Linked DNA regions of Homo sapiens: regions 2 and 3 are each linked to region 1. Evidence: chromatin contacts called from ENCODE Hi-C or POLR2A ChIA-PET data. All regions are on one chromosome and are shown on one strand. The core of a region is the stretch at or near the end of the contact, and the rest is flanking DNA. Distances in the headings are between cores, read along the strand shown. Region 1 holds the start of KDM2A (lysine demethylase 2A). Region 2 holds the start of BRMS1 (BRMS1 transcriptional repressor and anoikis regulator). Region 3 holds the start of BBS1 (Bardet-Biedl syndrome 1).

Region 1 (3,133 bases), core at 324-2,823:
AGGGCGTAGTGGAGCCAATAGTGCCAACCCCGATGTGTAACGCCCCAGCCACCGTCCTTTGTGGGATTTAGAATTTAAACGGGCCCCAGAGCAAGAGATTGGCTGGGGAAATGCCCGGATCGCGGCTGGGCTGCTCGCATGGCACTGCTCGGGTACCTCCGGCCGGGCTCCGTCGACGTTCGGAGCCTGCTGGCCCGTCGGGCAGCTGTCGGGCCGCGGGAGTCGGTCCGTGGGCAGGGCCGGCGCAGCTCGGGCGGCTGCTGCCCCGTCGCTGACCCCCGCGCGAAGCTGCGCGCACCAACAGGAGACATCTTCCCGGCCGGGCCTCCCGCGCCCGCCACGGCCCAGGGCGGCAGGGTCGGGCCGGGGGCCGGGGGCGGCCCGCGCACCCCTCCGTGGGGGGCGCCCCGACTCGCCGGGGGCGGGGTCACGTCCCACCCGGGCCGCCGGGGGCACCGGCGCGGCGGAAAGCTGAGCGTGGCCGAGGAGCGGGGGCTTCCTGGGCCACCTCGCCGGGCGCCTCCGGCCGGCGGTGGGCGCGCCGGCCGCCACCGCCCCCGGGCCGTCGCGGAGACCGCTTCTGCGCCTGGTACCTGTGGACGCCCTTGTTAAGCGCCTGCAGCACCCCCGGGGAGCCGAGCCCAGGACAGACATGCTACTCCTGTTTCCTGCCCCTTCGGAGCGACGAGCAGTGGGTGAGGCGGGGCCAGGCCGCTGCACCGAGGAGCCCCCGGGCCCAGGGCAGACGGGCCCCGTGGCGGCGGCGCCGGGGCCTGCCCGGGAATGGCGGGCAAGCCGGCCTCGGCCCACCGGCCGGCACGCGAAGGGAGGGCAGCCGGCGGCCATGCGCCCCTTCCCTGCGCCCTCTCGCCCTGGGCAGGCCTGAGCCGGGAGCCCAGGTCCCGCGGGCCCAGCCCGGCGGCTTGACCCCGGGAGACCCTGCTTTGAGGCGGGTATCGGTTGCCCTGGCCCAGGCCTCCCGGCCCTCAGGTTGTGTGACTGTGACGGGCAGCCTGGGGCCAAAGGCGGTTGAAGGGGAAGGGGACGCAGATCTCCCACTGCTTGGGGGGGGTGATGTGCTTTGTGGGGGGTCGGGGGTCACCACCCTCCCAGGGGGGTGGGGGAGGGCGGCCAGCACAGCTGGCCGCGAGGGGCGGGGTCGCAGAGGCGAAGTGTGTGTGAGGGTGTGTGGGGGGAGGGCGCGCGGAGGAGGATCGGTGCCCTGCGCGCAGGCGCGAGCAGCCAGCCAGGCCCGAGCCCTGGAAGAACGCCGACGGGGAGCGGGGGCGGCGGGCTGGCGGGAGGGAGGGAGGGCGGGCGGCCTGACGCGAGGGGGCGCAGGGAGCCGCGTCGGCGTCGCGGGGCGCGGGCGATTCGAGGCCGACGCATCCGCGCGTGCGCGCGCCGGCGGTGTGTCCGCGTTAGAGGGGAGTGACGCGTGCGCGTTCACGCGCGCCCGGGAGAGCGGTAAGAAGCGCAGGGAGGCCTGAAGGGGGTGGGGGGGTGGAGAGGCGAGCTGGAGGAGGGGTGGGGAGGTGGCGCCTGCGCAGTGCGCCTCGGAGGAGCTGTGTGTATGTGAGAGTCTGACGGGTTCAAAATGGCGGCGGCTGCTTCAGCGGCTCCTCCTGTGTGAGGGAAACAACACCCCTCCCCGGCAGCGGCGGCGGCGGCGGCGGCTCTCGGAGCACCTTCCCAGCGGCTGGGCCCGTGGCCGCTCTGTCTTTCCTGGGCAGGGGACGCTCCGGGAGGAGGGGCAACGCCAGGGGGCCCATCCCCCGGAATCCCTCTTCTGCGACTGGGGAGTAGCCGGGGGGCTCGTCCCGCAGCGCGGAGCCAGACCTGAGGGGGAGACGCGAGGGGAGCCAGGGCCCCCATCCCGGCGCGCCGCGCCGCTCCCGCCCTGTCCGCCCCCCGGGGCCGGGGCCCGCGTTCCGGGGGGCCGGGGCGGCGCGGGGAGCCTCGGGCCGGCCGGTCTCAGCTGATCGGCCGCTGCTCCCGCAGGCGACCAGCCCCTGCTGGCCGAGGGCACGGCGAGGAGGGCGCTCCCTGCGGCCGGGGCCGGCCCGGGGCTCGGGCCCGGGCTGCTGACCGCTGGCCTGGGGGAGGCGGGGGCGCCCCGGGCTCGGCGCCGAGGGGTCGCGCTCCTCTCTCCTGACGCCTCCGACTCCCGGTCTCCAAAGCCAGAAGAGAAGGTTTGATTCAGCAACTGTTTGCTCCCTTTTCCTGGTCGCTCTGACCCTCTCTGGATACTGGGTTGATCCACGGAAAAACCGAAGACGACGTTTGGGATTTAATTATTCCTCTCAGCTTTGGAATCTTTTACTTCTCACTTGGACAAGAACTCAAGAGCAGAATCTCCGGTGAGTTTCCCCCTCCCCCCCCTCATTTGGAAGTTTGGTTGACTGTGTTATCCAAAGACTGAATGCAAAGTTTCTATCTCTTTTTCCGATGGGTGAACCATTGAAACGCCTTTTCCTGGGGGAGCCCAGCGAGATTCGCCCTTTTTCCTCTCCGGCCCTGGCTGCTCCATGCCCAGGCGGTCGTCGCCCAGGGGGTGCAAGCACGGTTTCCCTCCCGACTTCGGGCCAGGGCTTCCTCCGGGAGGGCTCTGCCTCTAACTGCTCTGCAAACTGTGTCATCGGGTCCTCTGGTCTCGTAGCAGTTTTGAAAGGATGCTGTTAACGTGGCTGTAATGTAGTGACAAAAACGGGGGGAACCTGTGTTCTCAATGGAAGCCATTATCCACGAGAATATTTAGAAAAAAGAAAACCCTTTCTTGGTATTACGGATTGACCGTCGCGCCGGCCGGTCTTTTATTTAATTTTTGGACAAGATGTATTTTCCTTGTATCCTTAGATGCAATCGTTTATTTTATTACTTTATCCAAAAAGATCAGATGGAATTTTGGTCCTTGATTTGCACCTCTGAAATTTGTTTCAGAGTTGTGCACATCTTGTGTTGGGGTGGAGGGTAGATTTGGGAATGATAAGATCCGGGGAGTCTAGAAAGGAAGGCGACGATTGTGCACGGCCTTACAGGAGGGGTATGGGAAATTGTTTTGGGGTCATTTAAATCCTAATTTTTTGTCCTCTTTTTACATAGTCAGTTTGCCCTTCTTTCCTTTAGTTTCTGA
Region 2 (3,133 bases), core at 294-2,793, 770 kb before region 1:
TTCCAGACAAAGATGGACCAGCTGGGTGAGCTGCACTTATTGAGGGAACATTCCAGGTAGAGTCAGTAGCAAAGACCCAGAAATAAGAGAAGGAAAGCAGCTGGGGGAACATGGGTCTAAGTCTCAGTGAGAAATCTGAGCTGCAGGGATTTGGTCGTCAGCATACAGCAAGTTCTTCATGCCACAGGAGAAGGTGCAACCAGCAAGGCACAATGTGTGCGATCAGAAGACGCCCAGGGTCACCAAAGGGGCAGATGAGGAGACCCCTACAAAGGAGGAGGCAAAACCCGAAGTGGTGGAGAAAGAGTTTTAGAAGAAAGCCAAGTACTGCCAAGGAGTAATTGCACTGATAGTGCCAAGTACTGCCAAGAGATCACCTAAGAAGAAGAAAACAGTCCTCTCAGCAGATAATCTCTCAACCTCCTGCAGGCTTCTATTTTATTGTGTTCTTCCAACTTCTCTGGACACTGCTTTGTAGTCCTTTAGAACAGTGCAGACACCACTCCCTCCAGGAAGCTTTGTTTATATCTATTTGCCTGTTCTCATATCTGTCCCCGCAATCAGTCTATGAGCCTCACTAGGGCAGGGGCTGCACATGTAACTTATTTACCTAGCACAGTGCTGGTTCACTTGATGACTGGAGGATTTGCAAATACAAATTTAACAAAAAAATTTTTTGTGAGACAGACATTAGTTTTTACTTTTCGGTAGTCCCAGGTCCCTGTAATGGTAGCAAGCTTTCCTTGACACCAGTTCAAGTTGTGTATAGTAAGCCTGGCCTAGGTGAGTGTTTAGTCATATTCCTCAACAATTTCACTAATGACCTGCACCTGACTTGAAAGGCTCGGTTCTCTAAACCAGCTTCATCTTCCCGTTATCAAGCCTCAGTTCCCAACATTTGCAATGCCTCTTCACTGTTAGTATATTCACTTTGTAAGATGCAGCTTAAGTCTATCTCTTCCAGAAGCCTTTCTTTCCTCCCCCTGGTTCTGATTATGAGTGAGTTAAGTCACAACCTTCCCACCTTACCCCGGGTGCAAAAAGCGGATAACCATTCCTGCTCTGAGTGTTGAGGAGCTCACAGGTGGTAAGGGATGGAAAAGCACACTGTAAAGCGCTGTACACAGGCAATTTATCTTTTCAGAATGGCAGCTCCTCCGGGGCAGGCCCCTAGGGAAGGCAGACCCTCCCCACTCTCGCAGAGGTCAATCCAGCTTCTCCGCAGCGCCCAGGGGGCCTCCCGCTCCCTTCTAGATGCGCCGGAGCGGGCCGGAATATCACTGGCTCGCCCGCAGCCCAGCACGCGTCAGGCCGGTTAAATCTCTGCTTCGGCCTCGGAGGAGGAGGTTGTGCCGGCCCTGCTCGACTAACCGGAGAGGGCGAACCAAAAGCCATGCATGACGATACGCACCGCGGGGACTGGAGCCTCTGGCCTCACGACGGAGATTCCCTGAGAGCTGCCCGTGGTTGCCGGTACCGGCTGCTGCCGCCGGACTCCCGTAGGCGCTGCGCGGCTCCCTTTTCTTCGGGAGGCAGAGCCTATCGGTGCTTCCGTGTGCGTCATCAGGAGGCGACCGTCGGGGATGCTCACAGTTGGACAGTTTGGTCCCGAGGCATGCTGGGATACCGCGGGCCGGTCTCCATAGTAACTGGCCGACATTCGCGCAGGCCTTCGGCCTGCAGGGAAGGCCCTGATGGTTCAGTGCTTTGCAGACGGTGCCCTTCGTCCGCGGCCATCTCCCCACGGCGTGCAAGGGGAGAAGCCGGCCCCGATCCCCCCACCCCCAGCTCAGGAGAGTAACGGAGCCAGCTGTGGGTGTGAACACGCATTTATTTACACATTGTCATCGGTAGGCACATACCCAGCCCAGCCCGTTGAAGGGACAGATCTCAGGCTGTCACCCATGGAACCTGCAGACCCTTCCCTCCTCCAGAACCCTTGAAGGCGAAGCCCTGAGAGAACCAGGAATTTTAGGCTTCTGTTCAAGAGCTAAGAACTAAATTTTATGCCTTCATCTGATTTCTTTCCAAAAAGTCCATTTCATTAAGTATTCAGACTTCTTAGCTCCATCCCATTCATACTTTTTGCTCTCCTACTACCCACCCAAGATTGTTAATAATAACAATAATAATAACAACAATAATACTGCGATAATATTAATACTTCACATTTGTACGAAGCTTACAGAATGTTTTCACATATAGCATCTCATCTGAGCCTCCCAACAGTTCCGTGAGGTAGGTATTCTCACCTCCCTTTTTACAGACAGGGTAACCGAGGCTCAGAGAGGTAACGGGATTTACTCAAGGCCACACAGCTAGTTAGTGGTAAAGCTAGGAATCGATCCCAGCACCCCATATCCAAGTCCAGTGTTTCAACACCACAGCTACCTCTGTAAAGTGGAGCGACATTTCTTACCCCAGTCAGGCCTAAATGGTGGCCTGAGGAGCCAAGAGGCTGACTTCTCAGATTAGGGGAGGGAAGGGCTCAGCAGCGTCGGGGAGAGTTGGGGTACTTGGCCTTCAACTCCTGTTTGAACTGGCGATATAGGATCTTATTGTGCTGATTTTCAGCCTCCTTTTGGGGATGGAACTTCAACGCTTCTTTGAAGCCCTTATGAACCAAGAAACCTTCGTTCAGGACCTCAAAATCAAACCCCGCCACATGCAGCTCGCAGGCCTGCAGGAGGAAAGACAGGTTAGCAAAGTTTGATGACATTGACAGGCCTGAGACTGACTTCCCTAAAGCCACAGTCCAGCGTCCTCACCCCTCTGGAAGTATCCTGGATCTTCCACACCATCCACCCACCTCCTGAACTATGATCCCTCCTGCTTCATTGCCTCCTTTCCATCCAGGGCCACTCCTCATAACTCCCTGATCCCACCACCCCTCCTGCCCCATTACCCCTGCCCTCTCCCTTATGAGCACCTGGCTGATTCGGTTGAAGCCGTACTGCCGAAAGCGCTCGTCGAAGGTGGGCACCTTGCCTCCTGCCACGTAGAATGGCTCCCAGGGGTCCTGCCAAGGTACCACGTAGGCGGGCCGCAGCAAGCTCTCTTCCGGCAGGTTGACCCAGCGGGAATAGTTGGTGGGTGCCTGGCAGGGGGTGCACAACCCATAATAGAAGGGCCG
Region 3 (3,133 bases), core at 394-2,893, 610 kb before region 1:
TGTAATTGTGATTATTAAGATTTTTATGATGATTCAGTTTCCCTATTCAGACCTTTCCCTGCTGTTTTCTCTCCATCTCCTCCCCAGGCTCAGACGTGCAGCTTCTGGAATACGAGGCGTCAGCTGCTGGCCTCATCCGATCCTTCTCTGAGCGTTTCCCAGAGGATGGACCCGAGTTGGAGGAGATCCTCACACAGCTGGCCACAGCCGATGCCCGATTCTGGAAGGGCCCCAGTGAGGCCCCATCTGGCCAAGCTTGAGGAAGATGTGTGGCCTTGCCCCCAATTCCATCAGACCAAGGCTGCAAGTGGCCCTCCATTCGTGTGTGTATTTAGGGGCTGGGGAGGGGGAGGGGCAGGAGCTTGGACCTTGGTACTACCTCAGCTGAGGGTGGTGACACAACCCCTTCCATTTGTCAGCACTTTCCAGCCTGCCAATTGCTTCCCCTCTGTGATCTCATTTCATCTGCACTGCCATACGTGGAGTGAGCAAGACAGGGCTTACCATCCTGTCTACCAGATGAGGAAATGGCAGTTCTGAGAAGTCACTGGTCTAGATCCCGCAGGTGGCACGTGACAGCTAGGGTTCAAAACGTTCTCACCAAATCCAATGCTCCTCACATATTAATTTTATAACCAGACAAATAAATATTAGAGACAACCACCATCTTTGCGGCGTGTGTGGCTCCTCCTTGCCTTTGCCTGTCTTCTCATTTACTCCCAGCAGAGTGATGGGCTCAAGGCCTGGGGAGGGGGCAAGGAGGGCCATTTTTAGCCTCCCTTCCACAACAGGATGTTGACATTATCTCTAGATGAGGATACGCAGTCACAGAGCTGAACATAGCACAATTTTTGCAGCTCTCCTTTGTGGCATTCCTTGCATTTTTAAATGTTCTGGGGCCGGGCACGGTGGCTCATGCCTGTAATCCCAGCACTTTGGGAGGCCGAGGCGAGGGGATCACGAGGTCAGGAGTTCGAGACCGGCTTGGCCAATATGGTGAAACCTCGTCTCTACTAAAAAATAAAGTAGCTGGGCATGGTGGCATGCGCCTGTAATCCCAGCTACTCGGGAGGCTGAGGCAGGAGAATCCCTGGAACCCGGGAGGCGGAGGTTGCGGTGAGCCGAAATCGCGCTACTGCGCTCCAGCGCAAGCGACAGAGCGAGACTACGTCTCAAAAAAAAAAAAAAAAAAAAAAAGTTCTGGGAACCTACAAACTCAACTTCAGTCAGAATCCTCTGCATTTGTCCCATAACCCTCGTGTTTTGTTTCTCTGGGCCTGGACCTCTACAGTAACGCAGCAAGGCAGGACATGGTCCTTTTCAACCGGGTAACCATGAAGATGGAGACAGGAGGAGTTCTTTTTGCTGCTCATAAATGCTAGAAGGGGCTTCTTTCCAACCCTGGAAGCCAGAGGGCTCTGTGGCTGACCCAGAGATTGTAGGACCCAGACGCCTGGAAAGGTGGCTCTGACTGGGAAGGAGCAAAGATAAATATCTTTGAGGAATCTGAGACAGATTCCTCAACCCAGGAAGGTGGCCAGCGCGTCCTCCTGAGCCTGGGTGGGAAAGCTTGGCGCCCGGAACCTTTGTACTCGCCCTTCCCTGTGCTCGGGCACTATTGGGCGTTACGCGAGGGCGGGGCCGGTTGCCAGGACGACGCCTGCGAAGATGGCCGCTGCGTCCTCATCGGATTCCGACGCCTGCGGAGCTGAGAGGTGAAGGCAGGGCTCCTCAAGGCCTCTTTTCCCACCCGTGTAAAGAGGGTCCCTTGGTCCCCGGGCTCTGGGCTCCTGCTGTTCTCGGGCAGTCTGGAAGGACTCTTAAGAGGTCAGATAGGGAAACCGAGGCCTAAGATGTGCATATGTGTGTCTGGAGGTCGCTCGGTGAGCCAGTGGCGGAGCCTGGACTTGTACCCAGACGTTCTGTACCTTATGTTCAGAGTGACCTGTACCAGCTTCCTCAAAGTTTTTTTTTCCCCTCCCATGGGACTCACTCCCCAACTGTCTTTCCCCCACTTCCAGCAATGAGGCCAATTCGAAGTGGTTGGATGCGCACTACGACCCAATGGCCAATATCCACACCTTTTCTGCCTGCCTAGGTGAGTCTCTGGAACCAGGAACCCTGGGTTCTAGTGGGATGGGGAGTCAGACAATGGTCCTGTAGTGAAGCCTCTGGGATTCTGAGACTCTGGTTTTGGCCCTTTTGTTTTCCAGCGCTGGCAGATTTACATGGGGATGGGGAATACAAGGTAAGCATATCACCCTAGCCAGGAGAGTTGAGGGTAGGGGGGTGTACCCAGAAATGAGATTTCCTGACGGCTGAAAATAGGCCCAGCATACTCTGGAATTCACATATACTGTGAAAAAGCACATTTAGCGTTAAATTTTGTTTTTATATGGAAAGTGAAGAGAACTTATTGATTTCATAATACAGACTGCAGAAAGTAAAGCAGATCAAATATTTCTGGGGATTCTACTAAGACAAAGCCTCTTAGTTAACCTGATTTCTTTGTTGGAAGGGCAAATCCCTTGGTTGGGGGTGGGCACTAGAATCTGGAGGGAAAGTAAAAAGGAGGGAAGTGAACGTTTGATGTTTATCAAAAGATTTTAAGATGGGCCATGAGCTGTCAATTTTTGAAGCTGGATAATGGGATATATGGGGACTCATTATATGAGTCTCTCTACTTTTGTATGTGAATGAAAATTTTCCATAGTAAAAATGTTACATTTTAAATTTAATTTTAAGGCCAGCAATCCCAGCACTTTGGGAGGCTGAGGTGGGTGGATCGCTTGAGCTTAGGCATTCGAGACCAGCCTGTCCAACATGGTGAAACACCATCTCTACTAAAAATACAAAAATTAGCCGGGCATGGTGATGGGCACCTGTAATCCCAGCTACTTGGGAGGCTGAGGCAGGAGAATTGGTCAAACCCAGGAGGCGGAGGTTGAGTGAGCTGAGACCATGCCACTACACTCCAGCCTGGATGACAGAGTGAGACAGTTTCAAAAAAAAATATATATATATATATGTGTATATATATGTATATATATGTATATATATGTGTATATATATGTATATATATATACATATATTTAATTTTAAATAAAAATGTAAATTTAAAAAGATACAAGTT

The links. Hi-C counts contacts between places; a loop is a spot of excess contacts on that map. ChIA-PET counts read pairs that join two places held with the same protein, here RNA polymerase II (POLR2A). Pooled maps may share reads with other maps.
Region 2: a loop to region 1 is called in a map of CD8-positive, alpha-beta T cell, with 16 times the contacts of the local background. The contact joins the promoter of BRMS1 here to the promoter of KDM2A in region 1. A Hi-C loop is called at or near these places in 1 of 168 maps with a recorded cell type or tissue (CD8-positive, alpha-beta T cell) and 10 of 50 pooled maps. POLR2A ChIA-PET finds 5 or more read pairs at or near these places in 1 of 52 experiments (HepG2).
Region 3: a loop to region 1 is called in a pooled map, with 4 times the contacts of the local background. The contact joins the promoter of BBS1 here to the promoter of KDM2A in region 1. A Hi-C loop is called at or near these places in 1 of 50 pooled maps. POLR2A ChIA-PET finds 5 or more read pairs at or near these places in 2 of 52 experiments (HepG2 and OCI-LY7).

Annotation. Positions count from the first base shown.
Region 1 is chr11:67,117,690-67,120,822 of GRCh38, forward strand. KDM2A (lysine demethylase 2A) reads left to right here and starts at 1,574. Exons shown (of 21, transcript NM_012308.3): 1 at 1,574-2,360. It overlaps LOC107984341 (a long non-coding RNA gene), which reads right to left and starts at 659. Exons shown (of 2, transcript NR_160735.1): 1 at 1-659. RefSeq lists silencers at 481-530, 671-950, 1,131-1,570, 1,711-1,780, 1,961-2,100 and 2 more and an enhancer at 1,011-1,060.
Region 2 is chr11:66,343,561-66,346,693 of GRCh38, forward strand. It overlaps BRMS1 (BRMS1 transcriptional repressor and anoikis regulator), which reads right to left and starts at 1,544. Exons shown (of 10, transcript NM_015399.4): 1 at 1,412-1,544. B4GAT1 (beta-1,4-glucuronyltransferase 1) reads right to left here. Exons shown (of 2, transcript NM_006876.3): 1 at 2,930-3,133; 2 at 1,814-2,680. The coding sequence ends at 2,489. RefSeq lists enhancers at 1,284-1,834, 1,290-1,719.
Region 3 is chr11:66,508,992-66,512,124 of GRCh38, forward strand. BBS1 (Bardet-Biedl syndrome 1) reads left to right here and starts at 1,644. Exons shown (of 17, transcript NM_024649.5): 1 at 1,644-1,715; 2 at 2,022-2,098; 3 at 2,214-2,248. The coding sequence starts at 1,669. It overlaps DPP3 (dipeptidyl peptidase 3), which reads left to right. Exons shown (of 18, transcript NM_130443.4): 18 at 88-666. The coding sequence ends at 260. RefSeq lists an enhancer at 1,506-1,555.